3 separate regions of the Homo sapiens genome follow, and all the other regions are linked to region 2. The links are chromatin loops, found by intact Hi-C in ENCODE. Cell type or tissue: gastrocnemius medialis. All regions are shown on one strand. Links, peaks and the distances in the headings refer to the core of each region. The heading gives the core; the rest is flanking DNA.

Region 1 (8,505 bases), core at 262-8,261, 220 kb after region 2:
GGGGAAATGCTAAAATAGAAGACGCTCAGTCTAAACGCTAAGTAAAAGAAAAACATAAGAAATAAAACAGAATGAGCAGCTATAAACGTGCTGAACTTTTAAGATCTGAGTTTCATATTTAATTCAGTTTGCCGCTATGTGGTTAAGTCAAAACGGACTTTCAAAGCAAGCTTTTTCTTCTGCCAATCTGTCAAATCATGTTAGGATATAGATGATGTGTATAAGCAAACAAATAAAATCTGGGCCGGGTGTGGTGGTTCACACCTGTAATCCTAGCATTTTGGGAGGCTGAGGTGGGAGGATTGCTTAAACTCAGGAATTGGGAGACCAGCCTGCAAAACGTAACAATATTGTATCTCTATTCAAAATTTTTTTAAAAATTAGGCAGGCATGGTGGTGGGCCTGTAGTCCCACCTACTCAGGAGGCTGAGGTGAGAGGATCACTTCAGCCCAGGAGATTGAGGCTGCAGTGAGCTATAAATGTGCCATTGCATTCCAGCCTGGGTGACAGAGTGAGGCCTTGTCTCAAAAATAAATAAAATAAAATCTGTATTCTGATTGTAAAGGTAACATATACACAAAAAATCAGGGGTAAAAAATGTGGAATACCAAAAAACAAATAAACAAATTAAATAATCTATTATAAACTATACCAGCCAGGAAAGCTATTATTACAAATTTTGCTTGCAAAATTGATACAAATTCTGGAGATTCTAGGAAGAGAAAACAGCAATTGCAAAGGTGCAGAGGAAGGAAATCATGAGACATTCAATAATCTAAAAATAGAAACTTGGAATAAAAACCTGGGGAGGACAGGGAAATAGTAAAAGATGAAGCTTCAGTTGATCATAAACCACATCTTCCAGCTGTAGATCCATAAAATGTGGTTACCATGGGTAGGTTAATTTTATCCATGGTTTACTAGCTGCTTCCTTTATCAGCAAACTGTCACTGGTTCATGAAGACTGCCCCTCTGCAGACCTAGCCTTATGATGGCTTTATCCTCTTGGCAGGAAAGGAAAAGTGGTGTGTGTGTGTGTGTGTGTGTGTGTGTGTGTGTGTGTGTGCGCGCGTGTATAGTATATTTTTAAAAATAACTTCTTATTTTCTCTAATTAAATAGAAATGATTGAAAATAAAATATTATTTAATGAAATTTGTAAGTGGATTATTAGTCAGTATAAATTTTTGTATGTTTTTACTAAATGTAAAATAATTTTCTCATTTAAATTAAAACATTTTAGAAAATAAATGTAGTTTCATACTTTGATTCTTTGTTCTATACTTGTTTTATTGAATGGTTTATATGAGAATAATATATTCTATATTCTATAAAATAGTGAATAGCTTATGTCACTTGTTGAATAGCTTATATCTCTTATTCTTATATTATTTTCACATAATCTATCCTATAAAAATCATACTTTTATTTTTTGTTCCATACTTGTTTTATAGAATAGATTATATGAGAATAATATAAATCCTGAATAATTTTCCCAAGGGAAGAATAAATCATAAATAACACCTTATGACAGCTAGAAGTAGGAAATAAATCTTAAATTAACCACGTTAACATTTAAGTAAAAATCAGCATATTTTACCCAACTATATTATATATATTGAATGCTAATTAAATAATTATTGTGAGTTTAACTTAAAGTATGCAGTCTAATGATTTCAAAGGAAGGAAATTAAAGCATTTAAAGGAGCTAAATTAAGCTTTTTATTGTTGCAAACCTCAAATATATAAAAGATGTTTTATTTTTCTTACAAAACTAAGATAGTCTCCTGTGTTAGTGAATATGTAAGAAAATAAAACAATAGGCCTGATTATCTCTAAGGTCCTTTCAAATTCTAAAGGAAAATTTTTAAACCTATAGACTGCTAAGAACTAATTTTCAAAACAACAAAGCAGTAATTCATACTATGTATAAAAACACATAGGCACAGATTTAAGAATATAAAAATTATTGGCCGGGCGCGATGACTTACGCCTGTAAGCCTAGCACTTTGGGAGGCTGAGGCGGGCGGATCACGAGGTCAGGAGATCGAGACCATCCTGGCCAACATGGTGAAACCCCGTCTCTACTAAAAAATACAAAAAAAATTAGCCGGGCGTGGTGGTGGGCGCCTGTAGTCCCAGCTACTCTGAGCAGGAGAATGGCGGGAACCCGGCAGGTGGAGCTTGCAGTGAGCCGAGATCGCGCCACTGCACTCCACCCTGGGAGACAGGGAGAGACTCCGTCTCAAAAAAAAAAAAAAATTTTTTTTTTACACTATTTCTTCTCAAAATATTTTTATTTGTGGAACAAAATGTTTTTAAGTTAAAAGAAAAAGGCAAAAAACTAGAATTCTTTCATGAAAAAAAACACATCATTTTCTCAAGATGACACTTCGAGAAATTAAGTGCTTGTTTTTTGAAAGACTGACCCTCCCTAACCCCAAACCCCAGTTCTAAGGGCACAGAGAAGAAAAAGACAAAAGAAGCTATTATTGTGAATTGTAAGGGAACCAGTCAGGCTGGTTTAGGAAATGGACTTCAGGGATCTTTCAATATAGTTCATTCTAGTCCACCACCCAGGCTACAGGGCTGAAGGAGAGACACAGGCTTATAGTTTTTGTTTTTTTCAATATGAGAGTCCATGTTAAACGGTTTTCTGTCTTCTTAGATCCACAGTCTTAGCAAACTTGTTAGAAGAATATGCAAAAATGTAAATAAGCTATTTACAAAAGAAAATGTGCCACTTGTCAATAAATTTGTGAAAAATATACTCAATATCCTAATAAAACCTAATAAAACCTAATAAAACCATTGAAAACCAGTTACCATAACTCACCAACTAAATGAAGCAACAAGATTTTTTTAATGAAACGATTCTAATGTAGATAAAAGTCAGTAAAATTGGTTGTTTAAATTAAGTTTAACCTTAAGTTTACTCCTTACATATTTTATGTTTGACCTAAAGGTTTCTCCATACATAGTGAACTGTAACCTAACTGGATGTATAAATAGACTGTAACTTACTCTTATAACAAGTAGCCAAGTCTCAGCCAATCATTGCATCCGAGTTTCAGCCAATCACATGCGGTCAACTGTTCAAACCCTATTCAAATAAAGCAAACACCCAGCTGTAACCAATCTAGCTGTTTCTGTTCCTCACTTCCATTTTCTGCACATCACCTTCTTTTTTCTGTCCATCCATAAGCTTAACTGACCATGTGACAGCCAGGAATCACTCTCAACATATTCTGTTCTGGGGGCGACTCAATTCATGAATCATTCTTTGCTCAGTTAAACTCTGGCAATTCAATTGTCCAAAGCTTTTCTTCTAACTTATCATACTTATATACTGGAACACTGGAAAAATGCTATAGAAAAGCAATCTGGTAAAAAAAAAAAAAAAAAAAAAAAAAGAGTCAAAAACCTATTCATGCTTTTGGGACACTAATCCATCTTCTGAGTATAACTTTTAAAATAATAAAACAGTATAGGAGAAACTATCTTTCCATGAATATAGTCAACGTCAGAGTAATTTATAACAGCAAAATGTCAAATGCAACCTCAATGTTCCATTAGAAGGAAACAGATAAATTAAGGCACATATATTCAATGAAAACATGAGAGAGAAAGGCATATTCTAAAAGCCTAAAACTCATATCCTATGATCTATGAACATGAGTGTAATTTACAAGGGTGAATTTTTACGTGGGTATTATGACAAAAATAGAATTAATTAAATAAGAAAAAAAACCAGATGACTCTAAGTATCTATGCCAATCATTTGCTTAGATTAGTTGGTCTTAGATCCAATCCCTGCCTCTCCCTGGTTCTATTCTATATAGCGGGGAACTACATTTTTCTGTTTCCCCTGGTCTCTGGGCTTCCAGTAGTTTTGACCAATGAAGGCTATTAGTAAAAGGATGGAAGGTAGGAGCAAGGGAGAAGTCACATTCTTTCTTCTCTCTTCTCTTTGTTTCCCATAGTGTCTCCAGCAGCAGCTCCATCTCATTTGTGACTAAAGCTTATCTAGACAGTCCTCTCTGTGGTTCCAGCTTTTGCCACATGACCTCAGCTCCTGGGTTTCAGTAACACTGCCTCCAGCCAGCAGCTTCCTGCTGTTACCATTCTCTGGGATGAGTCACCATTCCTGGTTTGGCTTCTAGAGCTTTCATCACCTATATCATTTAATATCCCGTATTAAATTATCCCTGTTTGAAGTATTTAGAATGGTTCCTATTTTCTGAAAGGACCCTGAATGCTAGAGTATCTCCAATTAATGTAAAAGGGACTGTATTAATCTGTTCTCACGCTGCTACAAAGAACTGTCCAAGGCTGGGTAATTTATAAAGTAAAGAGGTTTAATTGACTCACAGTTCCGCATGGCTGGGGAGGCCTCAGGAAACTTACAATCCTGGCGGAAGGGGAAGCAAACACGTCTTTCTTCACATGGTGGCAGGAGAGACAAGTGCAGAGTGAAGCAGGGAAAGCCCCTTATAAAACCATCAGATCTCATGAGAACTCATTCACTATCATGAGAACAGCATGGGGGAACCAGCCCCATGATCTAATCACCTCCCACAAGGTCCCTCCCGCAACATGTGGGGATTACAGTTTGGATTACAATTCAAGATGAGATTTGGGTGGGGACACAGAGCCAGGCCATATCAGGGACAAAGATCATTGATGACAAATACATTCAGATACTTGTTGAATAGCTTATATCACTGTGCATATGCACCTGATTTTCATGGGAAATTGGCTTTCAAGGAGCCCAACCTCAACAATGTAGCAATCTCCTAGATCTCTTAGTTGCGCTGTTTCAAGATTTGAAAGAAACTGGTGCACCTCTAAATGAAGGGTTACACTTTCTAGAGAGTTTTCTTCCAGTCATTGAGTGCTTGAGAGTGGTCAACAACAAACAGCAAAACTCTGTGCTAAAAATATGTTTAAATGTTAAATTCTAGGGGAGTTATTAGGAATGCACATACAGCAACATTGCTACCTTGAGACAATACTGATCAAATGAGTTTTACCTAGCAAGCAGTTTTTCAAATTTTTGGTGTTAACTCATGAGTCAATTTAGTGGGTCATGACTATTATTAATTAAATTAATGGGATTAAATTTATTAAATTTAAAAATAAATGAGAACAGAATATGAGAAAAATACCAAGGTGCAATGCTTTTAAGAGGGTAAGATTCATAATATAAACTCTTTTTTCTGTTATACAGTACATGTGCATGTGTGATTGTGGGTGCATGTGAATTGAGTTGTAATGAAAAATCTATATCTATATGCAGATCAAGGTAAAAAAAATTTTGAAAGCCATCATACTAGTACTTTGCCTAAACTTAAAGATATAAAGTGAATACAAAACACCTCGAAGTTTTCTCTAAGTGAGGTAAGTTAAAGAAAAATGTCTTTATTTGTTGCACAATGCTAGTTTGTTGAACATAAAAAATAAAAGAATATGATCAGCAGAACCTGGCAGATTACCCACAATCACTGATGCTAATTGTTAGGAACTGAATGTGTCCCCCAAAAATTATGTTAAAAGCCTAACCTCCAACATGACTATATTTGAAGACAGGACCTTTACGGAGGTAATTAGGGTTACATGAGGTCATAAGTGTGGGGCCTTAATTTGACAGGACTGGTGTCCTTATAAGAGAAAGAGACATAAGGAGTGTGTGCACACAGAGGAAAAGCTGTGTGAGGACACAGCAATATGGTGGCCATCTGCAAGCCAAGAGAAGCCTCGCCAGAAAGCATCCCTGCTGGCACCCTGATCATGGACTTCTAGCTTCCAGAAATGTGAAAAACTTAATTTCTATTGTTAAAACCACCCAGTCTGTGGTCTTTTGTTATGGCAGCCTGAGAGGAGTAATTATCCCACATCTTTCTCTAAATCTGTTGCAGCCACTCATAAACGAACAAATTCTTACAGAGTTTAAAATAAGTATGGGCAACTGGAGAGATGTAGTATAAATTAGCATTTATATAAGACTACTCTTAGTATATCTGAGTTGGATATATAACAACATAAAATACATCACAAATCATTTAATTTCTGATAAATATTTTTTCTATAAAACTTGTTCACTTTTTTGCTAATATAAAGCATATATATAACTAAATACATTATTAGGTGATCAGTTGATATTATACGTGTAATTTAGAGGTACACTGTTAAACTTTTGATGTGACTTTCTGTCCTATTTTTTTAATTATAGCCACCCCTCTTTAATTTTTATCACTGCTAAAGAAAAAGATTAACTACTGAAATGTTAGGAAATATGTATAAGAAAGAATACAAACAAATCCAAACAATGATTCTGAAACTAAACTTTTTTTTTTGTGACCAATAATAATTCTAAGGTGACTTTAGAAGTGACCCTTCAAATTGATGGGTTACAACTACCTCTGGGGAAAAATCAAATTATTACTAAACATGTATTTTTTGATTCAATGTAAAAGCAATATAAAAACCTTGGAATGGTTTGATGAGAGAAACGTGTTCAGAAAACTCAAAAGAGTACAAATTTGATTCCAAACTTTAATGTAACATAACTCTGTATACCTCAGACATAATAGTTTAGATTTCTAAAAATACCAGAATAACTGTGTTATGTTTATAATTACTCCTTTGGTACTAAAATAAGATACATGATATAGTAAAACATTAAAAAATGGTATGTAAACTGTTGCTTGTGGACACATAAGGGCAGCATAGTGTAAATGGTGGTTAAGACAGTCTGGATCCAGAGGCTATGCTTTTAAATCAACTCTGCGTTTTACTAGTTGTGGGACCTTGTGCAAATAACCTAATTTCTCTATACTTCAGTTCTTTACCTGTGCAATGGGATGACAGCAGTTCATATATCATTGGGTTGTTAATGTGTGCTCTAGGAGTCAATATTAAGATAATGTTTTCCACACACTAAACACTTTGTAAATGTTAAAGACAGACATATATAAAGGCTGAGAAGAAAAATGCTTAACTCATATCCTTAAGTATAGTTATTTCCTTTGCCTTTTTACTTATTTCTGCTTTGCTTCATCCTTATAGAGATATCTTTCATGGTGGAAATATGAAATAATAAAGGGGTTCATAACAGACAAATTTCTAGGAGGATACTAATATCCTCTGCACTCTTAAATTCTGATCTACTTATGTGAAATTTCCAAGTTGATGAGCCATTTACAATAAAAAGAGAAACTGTGACAGCTTTCATATGGTACAAAAACATTTTGATGTTGGTTCCTAATGTGTGTCTTGTTTATTAGGTAAATGAGGGAGATATCATGCTAGGTATTCAATAGGTACAGTTATTCTTAAGCTACTTATCTCTAAAATATATTTTTTAAGTGAGATACATTGTGCTTGTCTGGGGAGAATTAAGTCTCTTCAAATTGAAAGCAGCTGGACTAACTGACCTTTCAAAATCTAAATTTATTTTATTCAGAAACATGTAGGAAAGAGTGAAATGAACACCATCCCCCAAAAGATATTATACTCAAGAATAAAACTATTCAGGGAAATTCAAACTACCTTATCTGAAAGAAAAGCATGAATCAATTTAAAACTGAGAATCAACTTTTAAAAGCTTATGTGGGTCTGTAAATAAAAGAAGCAAAAAGTTCATCAATAGAAACCAGTCACTGTAAATAGCAACCTGGAGCTCTGAAATGTCAATTTCACACTGCACTAAGCATATCCCACCAAACATGACCAATCTGCCGTTTGGAAAAATATCAACACCTGCTACTACATTCCTTGAAGTAGTAATAGGTCAGACACATGAACCAGGTCAGGTACAAAACTGCATCCACTTAGACCTATCTACCCAGGAATCATTTTCCATTTATTTTAAGTGTTTATCACTTTTAAATCAGATGTGTTAATTAACCCAGAACAAATAACTGACTCCAAATAAACTATAGTTTTGTTTGATATAATTAAATGCTAAGAATATCCTTACAAAGCTTTGGGGAGAAACTAAATGAGTTAGAATATATTCATTTAGGATTTCAGGCTGATGACCAAAATATATAACCTATTATTATAATCTGCCACTCATATGCCTCCTTCAGTTAGGGTGCCCACCATACGGCTGACAGCCCCAATCTGAATCATTTATTAGGTATAAAAATTATGCAAAGGAAGACTGACTATTTTCCATATGAGAAGTTCCTTTGGGAAAACACTTGAAATCTGGCCTGAGGGACTGAGGATTCACACACTTCCAATTTGACAACAAAGCCAAAGAATGTGTTGCTGTGTCACTCAAAACACCTAGGGAATTTTCTCCCTTCGGGAGAGTTGAGGTGGGGAGACCCACCAATATCCAGTCCCTCCCTGAGAAGAGTAAATGAGGGATGTCAGTAATGAGCAAATAAAAAGCAGCTCTAGAAATAGAATTTTCAAATTCAAGCAGATTTTATTGAGGATGACAAGCTACACAGACACAAAAATGTGGCTTCGATTTAAGGCACAGAAAGGTTA
Region 2 (8,505 bases), core at 99-8,098:
GTCACAGAGGTATATTAGAAAAAAAGAGAGAGAACATCTCAGAGAGAGAAGCAGTATAATCATGGTGAAGAGCTTAGAAATGGAAGCTGAATGGCTCAGCAGCTAGTCCAATCCATGGCAGGAATTCACTAGAGGCCATGTTCGTACCTGGGCTCTGGAGTCAGTCAGTTTCACAGGTCACTAACTGTGTGACCTTGGGCAACTTACTTAACCTCTCTGGCCCCAAACTTTCTCCTCTATAAAATCGTAAGAAGAATAATCCTTATTCTTAGTGCATCTTGCTACACTTCAGCTGGCTCCTATGTAAACAAGTGAGTGAATGTTTTAAATAGCAGTTATTAATTGCCCTGTGGATGGATATAAGAGAGGTGGTATTATTCCTGTGACATTGAAAAACATTGGGAGGTGAACAAAGTTGACTGAAACTTGCACAATGTAACAATTTGGAGATGAACCCAAACCTGCTCACTCCCCGTGCCTATGAACTGGTTGCTGTGCTGTTTCCGGGAGGACGGGCTGTATCCTGAGGACATAACGCTTGTTGGACGTGACCCAGGACTGGCAGAAGTAAACTGACAGTATCTGTTTATAATCATCTCACCATTTCATGCTTCATTAATAACCACGTTTTCCACTCTAAGAGTGTGGAAGTCAGAAGAATCAGCCCCTGTGTGAAGCAAAACCTTTCCTTAGGAAATTTTTCAATTATCAGGAGAAATGCTCCCAGACTCTGGATCTATTTCCATTGCAGGAGGGTCTTCTCTTCACCTATGAAGATAACTACACATTCTAAACAAAGCCCTGAAATGTGGCCAGTCTTGTAGAATACATAGTTTGGGTTTGATTTCTGGTTACATCCTCCCTATGTGACTTTGGACAAGTTATTCAAACTCTCTGAGCATTAGTTCATTTCCTCATCTATAGAAGAGGTGTGGACAATAATACCTTGCAGCGTGGTCGTGGGAATAAGTTTGATGAAAAGTATTTCACTTGATTCCTGGCACATAGGATTCGTAAGTGGTGGCTTTATTTGTTGAAGCCACCTTTGTTACTGGAATTTTGGAATTTGGGCTCAGAAAACTATATTTTAAACCTAAAAAGTAAATAAATTAATTGATAGTAAATGTACTGTCAATTAAATATGTATTTAAACTGAAAAGTATTTAGTATTGTTGCTTTAAAAGTATCAGCTTGTCAGGGTGCCCAGGTATTGTTTTGAAATATGGTTGATGGGTTGCTGGTCAACAAGACATAAATGCTCATGGAAAACATGGTTCAAGGAACCAATCACAGGATTTCTAAGAGGAGACAATCCTAAGGAGTGCATTTGAATGTTCTGTCCATGTGACCCCACGGTCCGCCAGCCATTCTGATTACTGTGCTTTAAAATGGTGCTGTCTGTATGTAGGCGCAGCTGCCTTTTGCAGTAATGGTGCTGACATAACAATCAGCAAAGCAGCATGTGGGTTATCGGGAAGAGTGTGAACTTCCGAGCCCACCTGCTGCTTACTAACTAGTACCTTAGTGACTCTGACCAAGCTGTTTAAACTCTCCAGGTCTTAGTTTTCTCATCAATAGAATGAGCAAAATGATATTTCTCCATAAAATTGTTGTGAAACTTAAATAAGACAATGTGCCAACTGCTTGGCCCATAGGGAGCACTCAATAAACAGTTATTTGTGTGCTTTTGTGGTTTTCTAATTTTCACTGGTTCTTGGCATGTGTTGGGTTCATTGGCTTTGTCTCTGTATTACATTTTCTAGATTCAAAGAACATGAAAAATGTCTAAACTCTTTCCCAAAACTGTGTCTTGTCCTATTGGTTAATTAATAATTTTAGTTTGGATGCCAGAGGTTTATGCTCTTTAGGAATCTGAGTCCTGTTGTCCCAGATGGGGTTTGAATTCCCCATGCCTTCTGACTCACAGGTATTCTAAGATTCTCCTGCTTCAAAGGTGAACGGTCATGGTCTTTTAACCACTAACCAGTGAGTTTCTTTTTCCTAGGCCTCTTTCTTGAAGTGGATTCAAGAATGTGCCTCATGAGGCCATTTCCACATACATGGCTTCCTTCATCCTAGAGAATCCCCAGTTCTTTCCTGGGCTGATCTGTGTATATCTAGGTGAGATGACTGGACATGCCCATTTGTTTGTTCCCCAAATGATCGCACTATGAAAACAGAGGATAAAAACCCAAACGCTGCTCTTTCATTTCCAAACTAGCTGTAGGAATGAATTTTCATTGTATGTTGATCCTGTTGCTCTGAAAATAGCAGGTATATTTTATACATGATATAGGTGTGCTATGTGTCATAAGTGCTAGACATTCAAAGAGCTAGGTGTTTGGAGTCAAACTGTAGTGTATGTGTTGGAATACATACACATATGTGTGTATTACAAATATATGAACATTAGCCAACCTAAATGAGCCACAAGTAATAATAATAGTTATTACTATTATTAATGGTACATTACTATTGTTATTACAAATATAATTCCATTTATTATTAATCTTAATAATACTGCTAATAAGAAAAATGGCTTCCTATTTATTGAATGCCTCTTGTGGCTAGGTGCTATGTTAAGTGCTATACAAATGTTACACTCCTCAAATGGATCTGCACATAAACCCTGAGAGGAAGTATTGCATTTCTTATTTAGGAAAAAGAAACAGAGTCAGAGAGGCTGACTAATTTGCCCAAGGTTACAGTTGGCAATTGGCAGAGCTGACCGTTAATGGGTTGTGGGGAAAAGCCTGTGATAAAGTAGATAACGAGAGGCCTCTTGGGCCCATGAGCCAGGAGGACATGAAGAAGGATGGGGATGAGGTACCATCAGGCAGAGTCAGTGCCAGTAGGGGCAGTGTCAGCCCCTGCAGCTGCTTCTCCCTCACTCTACCCGATACACCCCGAGGCAAACACAGTTCTACAGAAGAACGGACTGGACCAGAGAGACAGAGTTCAAACTGTAGGTTCTGCAGGAGTGCGGCCGCTGCTCGAGATGACACTGTCATGGCAACAGGGCCCAGTTATTCTACTGATGCTCTGGGAGCTTATAGTGGCCTCACAGAAGTCGTGAGACACATATATCATTTCCTTTGGGTGTGGGGCATTCTGTTCAATAAGCTTGCTCCCATCACCAAAAGGAAATGTCACCAAAAGGATATAGACTCACCTTTCCTTCTCTGCTTGCACAAGAATATTACCTTTGCTGAGCTAAAACCGAGGCAAATGCTAACAGGAGGTTGGAGGGGAGTTCTTTTTGATGCGCACTTTGGGTGGAGCAGGATGTTTTAGATTCTGTGTAGATAATCAGTTCTCTACATCAGGCCACTGGACATCTAGGTTCCTTTTCCGTCTTTTTAATGGAATCTTTGAGTTCCAATATAGAAAGTGGTCACCTTACTGAAGTCTGAGTTGGTCAAAGTCATGACTCTTAATTTCGAGTATATGACAAGTTAGGGACACGGTTTTGCTCCTACCTCAAATACACTGGAGACCACAGCACTGAAGCTGAGTCAGCTCTGGCTCCCTCAGGGATCATGACCAGCTGTCCTTTTCTGTCAGCCTGACTCACTGGGGATGTCCACCTTTTGATTCTCTCATGCTGTGCCCTGGATACTCACCAGGCCTGTTTTAGCAGGTTTCACAGGCCTGGCGTCCTGCCCAGAGTCTCCACCAGAGCTTTGGCCTAGCTCCTGTGCTTGGCTGAAAGCAGGAAGAACTAAACTTGGCCTGGTGGCCCACATCCCAAGTGCCCTCATTTCACAGGACATCCGGCTCTTTGTCTGCCTTCCTGATCAGGCCCCATGAAGTTGCTCACAAGCTCTGCTGCCCACAAAACCCCCACTTGCTTCCCTCAGGTTTTCTTCCCTGTGAGGGAAAAGGGAGAGGAGAGCCAGCTCGATGCTCGTTATTAGCATTTAAGGACATTAATTCATAGCACCCATCTCTCCTCTGGATAAGGAATAAACTGAAAAAGACACAGTCAGAGACCAAAATGCCAGTTGTATCACTGCTAAAGCAAGATTGCAAAGGCCTGGACCTTTACCCAAGATGGGTAAAGGCATCATATCATTTCCTTTGGCCCTGGGGCATCCTGTTCAATAAGCTTGCTCCCAGCCCACCCTTGACCCAAGAGACGTTCTTAGCCAGAATAGCTGGATGATTACAGAACTTCACCACCCTCCCCCTTCCAGGGGCAAAGTCTTTTCTGAGGGTTTACAAGATGGAGGAAACCATGAGACTGCATAGGGCTGAGAGAGCCAGAAGGAAGGCTCAATTAGCCTCACTCAGTTGGGACTCATAGACCAAGAGTGTGACCTGATACCTGGACATCTCACCCAAGAGAGGAGAGAGAATGCAGCAACTTCCCTGATCCTTCAGGGAAGGTAGAAGTTCTGAAAATCATGAGCTGGTGGGAATCCAGGGAAAGGGGAAACAGCACTCACCACCCTTCCCCATTCTGAACTCTCATCTCTATACACATGTAAGAGTTGTAAGAACAAGCAACCAATGGGAAGACTAGGGGCAAATGAGAATGGCAAGGAAGAGAAAATAGGCAGGGAACAGGGGTGTAAGGTTAGAAGGAAACATTAGAAATAGGAAATATATTGAAAGGTAAGTTAGAGACTGAAGTATCCATTATCTTGTTGACATTTTTTTAAATGACTAAACATTATGCACTCTGACCAAAACACACTTAGGTTATAGAAGGAGTAAAAGAGGGGAATGGCTGGCATTCTTAAGTCACAACTACTCACTCAGAAATATACATTTTATGAGGTTTGTTGAGACTAGAATTTTTTTAAATGACTAATACTTGTTTATTGGAACAGTTAAGGGTTTCATTGGATATAAACTAAGATCGCATCTTCATTATTTGATTTGTTCAGGTTTTAAATTAACCAAATAACTACATTAATCCAGTTTTCAATAAGGCATTTTTCATCTCCTTTGAAAATGCTGGGAGTTTAGAGGTGGCATTGCCAGGTCAAAGGGAAATCTTACACTTGGGACAAAATAGCCAGTGACCTCATATCAGGAGTTGCCAACCACTCCCTCTAATGGGAGGATTTCCTTCATGCCCGAGGAAATCACAGGTTTTCTATAGCAGAACAGGAGGGTGGGAATCAAGCCAGTATTTAACAGTGAGTCTTAAAAGGCCTTTCCAGGGGTGTCCTAACAAGGCCACACAAACTTTGGAGCAAAAAAGAACTTGTTTAGGACAGCTGGCTAATCTTCTTGGATTAATCAAGTTGGAACCAACTTGACAAGATACAGACTTGTTAAGAATACCAGTGCACACTTGACCAAACCCCCCATTAATGCTATTTTTAAAAATACCTTGAGACTTAACATTTTAATAAAAATAACTTGGTATTCTTTGCATAGGAGTGTGACTCATTTAAGGAGAAAATTTACGGCAGCCAGTTCCTCAGTGATATCATAAAAATATGAATAGAGGGACATTTGCTTTTGGATATAGGGTAAAAGCGAGCACATCAAAGTGGAAACAGTATCTTGCAAAGTATTCCTCCCAGGATTCTCATAGCCCTGTGAAAATGCGTCATATACAGAGAAAGTTTCTCATGATTTTAGAGGAGTTAGAGGAAGGATTCTAAGTTGTTGACTCCCATTCGGATACTTCAAACACAGATCATATTTAAGAATATTTTAGGGCAGAACAGAAGATACTTTTTTATATACAAATCAGATGTATTTAAATGGACCATTGTATGACATGTACATGACTATATGCATATGCCATGTATGATTTTAGAACCCATCTTGCTGGGGTCTTTTCTTTACTGGCACTGAGGAAACAAGTGGTCCTGTTGGGGAATCCGATGTGGCAAGGAACTGTGGGAGACTTCAAGGAGTTGAGGGCAGCCTCCGGCCAGCAAGAAAATGAGTCAGATGCAAGGAATTGAATTATGCCAACAACTGCCTGAACTTGCATGTGGATCCTTCCACAGTTGAGTCTTGGATGAGGCCACAGCCCTGGCTGATACCTTGATTACAGCCTTGGAAGATGCTGAAGCAGAGAATCTACTGACACCATGCCCACCCAGACTCTTAACTCACAGAAACCATGAGATAATAAATGTGTGTTATTTTAAACTGCTGTTTGTGGAAATATTGTTAGGTAGCAATAGAAAACTAATGTAAGCAATCTCCTATAGTGGATTTCAAATATAGGGTATTCAGTCACTGGTCTCAGAGGCTATCTATAAGGAAATCCATGAAGGAATCAAATGAGTAGATGATGGTGTAAATATCTAAAATTACAGTTAGAATAATGCCCATGTCAAACTCAAACAAGTACCTATTCACCACATAGACTGTAGCAACGTTGGGCATTTAGAAGGCCTTCATGGGCTTGGAGAAAAGCATACCTTGGAGATACAGAACTCTCTATTCCTTAAAGGCCAGAACAATAGAGTCTCTACAATATGTTCTCATCAAGCTATCAAGTGATATTGGAAAAAGTCCATTTCCCACATACTTCTTATTAGACCAAAAAGATACCTTTAAAAATTAGCCATAATGCAAATGTAGAAACAGTAGTTACATCTTTCTCATTTCTTAAAATAAAGAACAGACTTCTTAAAAACTGAGGCTCAGAAATAACCCAGGGACAGAAAGATAAATATCACATGTTCTCACTCATATGTGGGAGCTAAAAAACAAATTTGAGGCCATGAACAGTGAGAGTAGAATTGTGGGTATTAGAAGCTGAGCACTTTGGGAGGCTGAGGTGGGCAGATCATGAGGTCACGAGTTCGAGACCAGCCTGACCAACATGGTGAAACCCCGTCTCTACTAAAAATACAAAAAAATTAGCCGGACATGGTGGTGCACACCTGTAATCCCAGCTACTCAGGCAGCTGAGGCAAGAGAATCGCTTGAACCTGGGAGGCAGAGGTTGCAATGAGCTGAGATCATGCCACTGCACTCCAGCCTGGCTGACAGAGTGAGACTCCATCTCAAAAAAAAAAAGAAGCTGGGAAGGGTACGGAGCGAGGAGGATGGGCAGAGTTTGGTTAATACAAAATTGCAGCTGGGTAGGAGAAGTGAGCTCTGGTGTTCTGCAGTACTGGAGGGTAAACTATAATTTATTGTATAGCCTCAAAAAGCTAGAAGAGAGAATTTTTGAATGCTCACAAGACAAAGTAACGATAAATGTTTCAGGTGATGGCTATGCTAATTACCCTGATTTGATCATTACACATTGTATACACATATTGAAATACCATTCTGTATCCCATAAATATGTACAAATATATTCAACTAAAAAGAAAAAGAAAAAAATTATTTAAAAAACTCCAGAACTTCAAAGGTTGTGTTTTTTTCTTATTATTTGTCAGCAACTAAAATGATGGGGGTGAAGAAGTTCAACAGAGAAGAGAAAACTGCTTAAGGTGCAAATTTCTTTACCCTATTTTGTATCTGCTTCTCAAGCATGCCTTTTCCAGGTTAGTGTGCTGCCAGAGCAGGAGGTCCTTTGGAACAATCCAATACAACTGAGAACAGCTGTGAACAGTGCAGCCCATGGCAATGACAGAGAGACACACAAGCCCAAGAGACCTGAATCCCTCACTCCTCTGTGGGAGAACAAATAGTCACATTTTTTTCCTAACCTGAGAGTAGATGTATTACAGAACTTGGCTGCATTCGACGACATGATTGTATATCTAGAAAACCCCATTGTCTCAGCCCAAAATCTCCTTAAGCTGATAAGCAACTTCAGCAAAGTCTCAGGATACAAAATCAATGTACAAAAATCACAAGCATTCTTATACACCAACAACAGACAAACAGAGAGCCAAATCATGAGTGAACTCCCATTCACAATTGCTTCAAAGAGAATAAAATACCTAGGAATCCAACTTACAAGGGATGTGAAGGACCTCTTCAAGGAGAACTACAAACCACTGCTCAAGGAAATAAAAGAGGATACAAACAAATGGAAGAACATTCCATGCTCATGGGTAGGAAGAATCAATATCATGAAAATGGCCATACTGCCCAAGGTAATTTACAGATTCAATGCCATCCCCATCAAGCTACCAATGACTTTCTTCACAGAATTGGAAAAAACTACTTTCAAGTTCATATGGAACCAAAAAAGAGCCCGCATCGCCAAGTCAATCCTAAGCCAAAAGAACAAAGCTGGAGGCATCACACTACCTGACTTCAAACTATACTACAAAGCTACATTAACCAAAACAGCATGGTACTGGTACCAAAACAGAGATATAGATCAATGGAACAGAACAGAGCCCTCAGAAATAACGCCTCATATCTACAACTATCTGATCTTTGACAAACCTGAGAAAAACAAGCAATGGGGAAAGGATTCCCTATTTAATAAATGGTGCTGGGAAAACTGGCTAGCCATATGGAGAAAGCTGAAACTAGATCCCTTCCTTACACTTTATACAAAAATCAATTCAAGATGGATTAAAGACTTAAATGTTAGACCTAAAACCATAAAAACCCTAG
Region 3 (8,505 bases), core at 207-8,206, 96 kb after region 2:
CCATCATCTTACCAGAAGTGCCCCCTACCCCCGCCCCAAGCACTCTAAGGGTGCTCTGGAAAGGTACTTGATCATTTGAAGACTATTTTTTTGCAGTAGGAGTGAGATACAATTTTAAGATCGCGATAAAATGCTGGGGACAAATTTCCTAAATTTCTCAAACTCTTTTGATGTAGCTCTAAATTTTACCATTAAAATATCCATTTGTGGTCACAGAAAAGGTGAAAATCAGCTTTCTGATTTGGTACTTATTACATGAGGTTGGTTACTTATAGAACTTACAAATAATGTTGTTTCAGTGGCTTTGTTTCATTATACTGGGTGGTCCATTTAAAACACTGTCAATACAACCCCAGTCCAAAAAAGGATTTACAAATGGGCCACTTTACACAACAGCTATGGTGAGGATTATATAAGTACTCTAAGGTTCAGAGTTTATTTTGTGTAAATACGGTCTAGACTCATTATCTTATCCCCAGTGTAAATACGGTCTAGACTCATTATCTTATCCCCATCTCCCAGCCTGGAGCAAGCGAGTCAGCGAGAGAGAGAGAGAGAGAGAGAGAGAGAGAGAGAGAGAGAGAGAGAGAGAGACAGAGAGAGAGAGAGACAGAGAGAGAGAGAGAGAGAGAAATAAACCTGGTAAGAAAACAGGAAGGAGATGCAGATTTGGGGGGAAAAATGCTAAAAGAAACATTTAAGGTGGCTCTCTGTGAATGACAAAGCTGGGCCGTAATACAGGTGGCTAAAGCTGAAAAGAAGCAGAATAAGGAGTCTGGACTGTACCTGAAAATCCCCAAGTCAGACCTGCAAGGCCAAGCCTTGCTCAGTAATGAACCCTCTGATATGTGGGGTGAAGCCATGAACAAGGTGGAAAGCCACACCTCCCAGGGAACTGAAGTCCCCAGGCTTGATACTCACGCTGACACTGTCCCCAAGACTGGCGAGCCCAGCCCCAGCAGCAGTCAATCCTCCCACCATAACGACATAGGCCAATCGATGACACTATTTGCCTGGGCCACCTACCAAAAAAAAAGATTCAAAATAAATAAGGACACTTTTGAGAAGAAAGGTAATTTCCTCTGTATTATTACTTCAGAAAAAATGTCAACCACACCCAACAATTTTCTACAAACTCTTTTATGCCTGCAGAAATTTAAGGTTAAAACACCTTCACAGAAATAGTTCTGCTATGATCTAATGTCAAATTTCAGACAGTTAAATACCCCATCCCCCAACACACAAGGGTAGGAGAAAAAACGGGAGGGAAAGATGCTTTCTTAAGTAGAAATAGCACCAGCTAACACCAACAATTCTCAAGGCTGCCACTCACAGGATAGTTTCTGAAGCTTGAAATAAAACAGATTCCTCAAAGACCCACACCTGTTACTGGGGTGAAAGCCAGGTTTGACTGATTCACCATAAACTGAAAAGTATTAAGTAAGACATGTCAAAGCAGAAAAAATTTCTGCCTCATATAAAAGGTGGATGGGGGAAGGAGCAGAAAGGTTTCTCAAAAATCAAGTGTAACAGAGCTCTTTTTGAGACATAACTGTGGCAGAAACAAAAAAAACAAAAAAGTACTAGAAAAAAGTCTAAATAAAACCAAGGAGAGTTTAAAGTGTAGCTGATATCTCAAGTATCCTTGTGGTTTGAAACGTGCTTAGATCAACAATTCATAGTATTTTCCTCTCTAATGTAAATAATGCCTAAAGAAAGTAATTTCAGGATACAGATTTATCCACCTGATTACACGTTGACACATTATTTGCTAAATTGTTTCCTTGTTTAGAGTCACACCTAAATGACTTTTTTCCTCTGGGTATCAACATTTTAATTTGCTGTTTTAGACATCTTTTTAAAGTTACAAAAAGCTATATGCATTCACATCATATGCATATCTTGTGATGGGTTTCTTGTTGCAAATATGTGTGCAAGAAATGCATAACATACCCAAATGTGAGCACAGAATTGCTTTTAAAAATAAAATAAAAAGGTCTACACTCTGGCTGCTATCACGTTTTCTTAAAGTCTCCTTATCTTTTTCAATTCCCCTTTTCTTTTACCTGCCTTTCTACCCCCAGGCCCAAAGTACAAAATAACCCCGAACTTTCTATTTCCTCCGACCAGGTAGTGAACAAGCAGCTGTGCTTTTTCTTGGCGCTCCACTGGTTCCCCTCCGTTCGCCTCCGGGTACAAGAAAGCGAATCAATTGTGGAATTGATTCGTTCCAAGATTAAAGGTAAAACAGGTGCGGCATCTTTCTTTAGGACTAGGCAGGGACCTACACGGAGGGGTGGGGGCAGAGGTCGCTGAAGGAAGGCGACCGGGCGACGGTGTGCGCCAGAGTAAAACCTCTTTTCGCAGCAGCCATCTGCACCCGGGACGAGCCTAGTCTGTAATTGCACAGAGGTGAGGGGGACCGAGCACACCCTCCCGACAGACCCAGTGTCTCTCACACACCGGAGCGGCCCCGGAGCGCGGGAGGACCGGCTGAGTGACAGCGGAGACGCGGCCCGAGGTTGTTGGAACCTGTCACAGCACGCCGCCGTCAGGCTCGCCCGAGTCTGAGGAGCGGCGCAGTGTGTGCGCTCTCACACACACATCCACACACTCATGCTCACATTCACGGAGCGCCCACCCTCCGGTCCTCATTTTGAGTCTCCTTCCCTCAAGAAAACCAAATGGAGAGGCCCACAAATCTCCCCCGTAGCCCAGTCGCTGACTCGCACCCACTCTCTGTGTGAGCGGCCCCGAGAGCCCTGAGCAGAGCCCGGGCCTCCCCCCGGGGGCCTGGAAGCTTCCCCAGTGAAGAGCCGTCTAGTTCAGGCGCGGGAGTTTCCCGGGTAAGGGATGTTTCGCGCGTCACCTCGGCGTAGGTGGCTAAACCGCGCCCTCAGAGCCGAGATCCCAGGCTCCAGCGGCTCCTCTCCCTCAGTCCTAATTCCCGAGCCGGGGCGAGTCGCCCTCGGGGGGCCGCGGATGGGGTCCCAGACTCGCAAGGGCGCGCCCTCTCCGCCTCGGGCGGGCACTCGGAGCCGCTGGACCGCTCTCCTCGCGCCACGCTGTGCGGTGGCCCAACTTCTGGATGGAGGAGACGCCTCTCTGACCACGAAACCCCGCGGGGAAAAGTGACCCAAGACAGTGAGTGTGAAATTAGCGCGGGAAGGAGGAGAGGGCGCCCCGGGGCCCAGCTCACCTCCCGTCGAACTCGGCGGCCGCCTGCAGGTAGAGCGAGGATACCAGCACCAGCGCCAGGAGAAAATCCATGTTGGGCAGCGGGTCCTGGGGCGCAGCGCAGTGGCGCGCGAGGAACAGGTTGGGGTGGTGGGCGCCGATGGGAGGCGCCCCTCTGAGAGTCTCGAGGAACCCCCAGCCCTCGCCGCCCGGGCTACTGCTGCCGCTCCCGGAGGACAGCGGCGAGGCGCGCGGCCGGAGCAGGTCTGCTGCGCGGCGCCCGGAGCCCCCTCCCGCTCCCTTCTAGCTAGGGGAGGCGCTGCAGGGGTAGCTGCACCGCCCGCGGGGAGGGGCGCCAGGGGCGGGCAGGGGGTGCGCGTGCGCCCGACTCGCCGCCCTCCCAGCCCCGGGCGAAGGGTGAGCGCGCTCCGCTCCTCCCGGGGGCCCAGCGGGGCAGGCAACTCGGGGGCAGGGGCGCTGCGGGACGGCAGTGGCTCTTGGGGGTTAGCCAAGCAGGGCGAGCCCCAGCCTGGGAGAAAAGTTGCAAACCCTCTCTGGGAGAGGGAAAGCAGGGTGCCCAGCAGGAAAGGGGAGTGGAGGAGGAAAGGAGCCCGAGGCGTAGGTGCACGCTCCGCAGGTTCCGCCCGAACAGGTGGTGACTGCAGGGGCGAGCAGTAGCTTTCACCGGAGGGCGGAGAAGCCCTAGAGCAGAGAGGTTTATGGGGCTGGAGCTGAGCAGTGTCTGCATTTACTAAAACCACAGCACGACTTGGACAAATTAGCGAAGGCAAACTCTGGGAGTTTGCTTTTCCCGCAGAGTTGGCAAAGGCATATTTTTTATTTTGTAACTAACCAAAAGAAATATTTGGCTCTCCAGTCGGGTTTTGAAGAAGAAATGAGCAGACTGTTTCTGTCTCTATCAGCTCAACTCCCGAGCACATTAGGACAGGACTGCCCCTCTAGGGATGAGTGCCTGCCAGAGAGGAAGGGCTGCTACTGCCTAGTAGTGTTGTGGTGCCTGATCTTGAGGGGATCACTTAGAAACCATTTTAAGTAATCATTGTTCAGTTGTTGCAGAGTAAAAAGTATTGTACTAAATGACTGTGTTCAAATGAAAACATGATTATCCTAAGATGTACATGAGCCCAATCAAGTCACCCCTCTTCCCAACCTTACCTCGAATGACAGCCTTGTGCAGTGATCATCTGTCATCTCCCGTACCTCTCAATGTCCTCATTTCTCTTCCTCCAGTCCATGGCCTCCTTGCCTTTCTTGCATGTTCCAGGCATGCCCCTGCCTTGGGGCCAGTAACTGGCTGTTTTCTCTATCTGGACCCAAATATCTACATGGCTCACACCCTCACTTCCTTCAGTCTTTGCTCAAATGTCACCTCTTCCAGGAGGCCAATCATGATCATCCTATTTAAAACTGCAACTTGCCCTCTGCAAATATCTACATGGCACACGCCCTCACTTCCTTCAGTCTTTGCTCAAATGTCACACCTCTTTGAAGAGGCCAGTCATGACCATCCTATTTAAACCTCTAACTTGCCCTCCTTCTGATGATCCTTGGCCTGTCCTACTTTGTCTTTTCTCCATACCACTCATCTTTTATATTACTATATAACTTGCATATTTTTTGTTTGTATGTTTTCTTTCCGCTAGAATGCAAGCTGTACAAAGGCAGGTATCTTTATCACCTAGAACACTGCCTGGCACATAGTAGGTGCTCATAAATGTTTATTCAATTCATTTGCTACATTACAAACGTTTTCCCCCCATCTTCATTTTCTTTTTGAGGTTTCTACAACTTCAAATTTTTAATGGAAAGTTCTGTGGTAGGGTGATTCACTATCCTGATCATTCAGTGTGTGTAAAAACAGGAATTTTCTTCAAGGAAAGGAAAAATAATGGTTTCAACTTAAATGGCTCTTTGATTTCTAAGTTGTTTTCAGTTAGCAAAACAAGTTTCTATTTTAATCTCAAGAAAGATCCATGCCAATTCAGGCTTGGGACATTATTTTAGGCAAACAGCTTGGTGTCATCCATTTCAGGTCCTTCTAATGAAGTCCAAAAATGTAGGAGTCAAAATATTTTTTCTGCAGAAAATCAAATTTTTGTAAGTGTAGGCATGGTTCCAGGTTCCAGTGGCTACTCCTTAGCTGTTTTTGTTTGTTGGTTGGTTAGTTGGTGCCTGGGTTAGATTTACAAATAAACCTCACTGTGTGCAATGGATGATTAGAGAGAAAGGGGGTAATATACGGCTAAAAAACTGGAGATCTAAGGAAAAGACGAAGAGTGGTGGATGAAAACAGGATAAATAACTGGAGGGAAAAGTGTAATGCCCCATCTACATGCGTCTTTCTTTTGTTTTCCATATATTTGCTTTGGCCTAGAAAACACTCCTTCTTCATTTAAATTTAGCCTCCTCTTCATTCCTCTTCCTTCTTCATTTGGACAATCTCCCCTTACCCTTTGAGTTTAAATTTAGCCGACAGTCCCCCAGGAAGCCTTTTCTGACTTTTTGATTGGCTGAGACTAGTGTTTTATATACTTCTATTACACTTAGCATGCTCTAAGGTAGCTCTTAATGTATTGTGTTGTCATTGCCTCCCTACCACTCTGGGTCCCGTGAGACATTAGTCTAACCAATAGAAGGGCCAGGGCAGTGTCTGTCTTGTCACTATATCCCTTATCCCCAGCACAATGCCTGGCACAAAGCTTAAGTTCAGCAAAGATTAAACAGATGGATTGGATTAAATTGAATTCTGCCTGTGAACTTTAGCTTCTCCCTTCAGTAAAATGTAGCTAATTATATCAGTCTTTGTTAAATCATGGAATAAGGAGAATCTAAAGGATTTCCAAGGTCTAACTGGTTATTATGCTGCAACTATGACCACCAATGATCATTCCGAAAAAGAGGCAGAGTTGCCATGGGAGTGACATTTCATTATCTCAGTCTTAAAAACAAATGAGCAAGAATGAGATCAAAACAGCTAGCTTTTAGCAATAACTACTTTTTCAGGAGGACAAACTTTTGATAGGCTTCTTACCAGGTAATGACACCTTGCAGGTAGTAATCTCAATTTTCTCGTGCACAAATAATTTTCTGTGACCATTCATAATGTGATACAGATAAATAGCAAAACAGAATCAAACAAACACAACTTCAGACCTTTCAAATTTAGAAGCTCATAGTCTTTTTTCTTTTCAGTAAATATTTATTAAGGACCTATAATGTATTGGCCATTTCTAGCTAGGTGCTAGGATTTCAGCTAAGGACAAGACAAAGTCCTGCCCTGAAAGGGTTTACATTCCAGTGGGGGAGCAATACAGAAGGACTATGTAGAGAAAAAAGGAGTAAGGAGAGGATAAAGGGAGGTTACGGTTGTAGAAAATGATGGAGGTGTGATTGTAGATGGAGTGCTTTGGTCACCTTTGGGGAAGTAACATTTGAGCAGAGACTGAATGAAGTGAGGGAGAGAGCCACGTGAGGGTGTGGGATGCAGCCCATGTCCACGCAGACAGTAGAGCGGTGTGTTTTCTCTATCAAGCTCTGAAATGACTTCTCATAGTTGGTGTCATACAAACCATTAAACAAGATATTGCTCCCTCTCTTCCCACACCCCATACACAGTAGTGGCACAGGCATAGGATGACTGCTTTTAAAAGCTCCTATTAAGATAAAGATACACATAGCTTCTTGTTCACAGCAATTTTGACTCACAGCTGAGCAAGAATTATGGAGACTCTCTGTTCTGGCAGTGCAGAAAGTGCCTTGGTTAGACATTTGGGATACTCTGCTTCTCTTAGAGGAACTACCTTGTCCATAATTTTCCATAGCCATATCAGAAGTGACTGTTACAGAAAATGCCTTCCTAGGGGGCTGCATATCATTCACAACCCCTTTTCTGCTGATAAAAATTTGAAGGCTTGAGTATTGCTTTAAGGAGCTAACAGATTCATGGTTTCTGTGGCAACTAGATTTCCTTAAAACCGTAATAGGCTTCTGATCTAATTGCTTCCAGTCAGTTGCTTGTGGAAATAACAGCAAAGTCTTTTCTAGTCCTAGTTCTGAAGGCTGCTCTATTTCTTTGCTTCCTTGTATCCATACTTTACTTTCTCATCTTAATGGAGGGCCACCTTGAGGCTAGCTGAAATAATAGTGTTGCTTAGGAGGGCGATACCTTACTCTGATCCTTGCCACAAGGCTTGGATCCCTGCATTTTTATTAATGTTTGGGTCACAAAAACAGCTGTCTTCTTCAGCCCTGAGAGGCCCTTAATTTCTGGACATTCTCACTTCCTTCCATTTCTGCTTGCAAAGCAGCCAGTTCTTGCCTGAGTTCATCTTTCTTATGATACCTTACTTAAATCAACAAAGAACAGTGAAGTACGCTAACATTCTCATTTTTACAACTATATTCCTTTGACTTGGATATGTGATGTGCCTTCCAAGTTATTATAGATAACAATTTTATGAAATAGCATAAGCATCACCAGCTTTCTAGCCTACACAGAGCAGCTATAGTTATGCCTTGTAAAACCACAGTCCAACTGAATAATCCCTCCAATGACTTCCCATCATAAACAGAGCAAAAAAACTCTTTGCTCTGCCCCCCTACCTATATCTTTAATTGCAAATTTGCCTGACCATTAAGAAAATGCAGGGTTTTAAATTAAGAAAGCATCTTTTCTGGTACCAATTTCTATGTCAGTTAAGGTGAAAGGTTAAAATGCTACAACAAAGAGCCCCAAAATATAATGACTTTCAAAAGATAGAAATTATTTCTTCACCATGTAACAGTCTGAAGAGAGTGTATCAGGTTGGTGGACAGCTCTGTTCCATGAGGTCTTTCAGGTCCCAGCCTGACAGTGACTCTCTCACCTTCACAGTCACTCTAATAGTTACCATTCTAGCTAGTGAGATGGAGGAAAAGGAAGTATGGAGGAGGCACAATTGTTCTTGTAAGGACTAGAGCCAGGAAATAGCACCTATTAATGCTGTTCCCTTTCACTGGAAAGAACTAGATCAGATAGTCACATGCAATTGCAAGGGAGACTGGAAAATATAGCCTAGTCATTAACTCAACCTTCTATCACTATGGAAGAAGGAAGAGCAGAATTTAGAGAGCAACTAATAGTCACCACCACAGACTATTATGTGAAGTTATACTTCAGACAAGTGAAGTGTAAGATGTCTTATAGACATTCAAGTGGAGAAGTCAAATAGGCAGTATGCTGCACAACTCTGCAACTCGGAGAGCCTAGGGCTCAAGATGTAAATTGTTAGTCACAACAGTATTTAAGTCCCTGGGACTGGATGAGAG

Evidence for each region. Hi-C counts contacts between places; a loop is a spot of excess contacts. Peaks named below come from ENCODE experiments on the same cell type or tissue, not always from the same donor. Only the 100,000 strongest peaks of a DNase experiment are listed, where the experiment ranks them.
Region 1: a loop joins it to region 2, with 4 times the contacts of the local background. A loop is called at or near these places in 2 of 110 quality-filtered maps.
Region 3: it touches region 2 in a loop (2.2-fold over the local background); 2 of 110 quality-filtered maps call a loop at or near these places.

What each region holds. Positions count from the first base shown.
Region 1 is chr4:105,761,796-105,770,300 of GRCh38, reverse strand. The region is part of intron 5 of GSTCD (glutathione S-transferase C-terminal domain containing); the gene reads right to left. Among named protein-coding and RNA genes, the nearest start is that of GSTCD, 57 kb to the right of the region's middle. In gastrocnemius medialis, for the core only: no CTCF peak of the experiment used is centred there; a DNase peak (open chromatin) is centred at 4,080; H3K4me3 peaks cover 265 bases; H3K27ac peaks cover 322 bases.
Region 2 is chr4:105,986,286-105,994,790 of GRCh38, reverse strand. No RefSeq gene overlaps it. Among named protein-coding and RNA genes, the nearest start is that of NPNT, 95 kb to the right of the region's middle. In gastrocnemius medialis, for the core only: no CTCF peak of the experiment used is centred there; a DNase peak (open chromatin) is centred at 3,640; H3K27ac peaks cover 2,684 bases.
Region 3 is chr4:105,890,418-105,898,922 of GRCh38, reverse strand. NPNT (nephronectin) reads right to left here and starts at 3,452. Exons shown (of 12, transcript NM_001033047.3): 1 at 3,200-3,452; 2 at 922-1,022. The coding sequence starts at 3,270. RefSeq lists silencers at 2,297-2,591, 2,830-3,039, 3,200-3,769, 4,694-4,743. In gastrocnemius medialis, for the core only: a CTCF peak has its summit at 3,215; no DNase peak of the experiment used is centred there; H3K4me3 peaks cover 2,173 bases; H3K27me3 peaks cover 398 bases.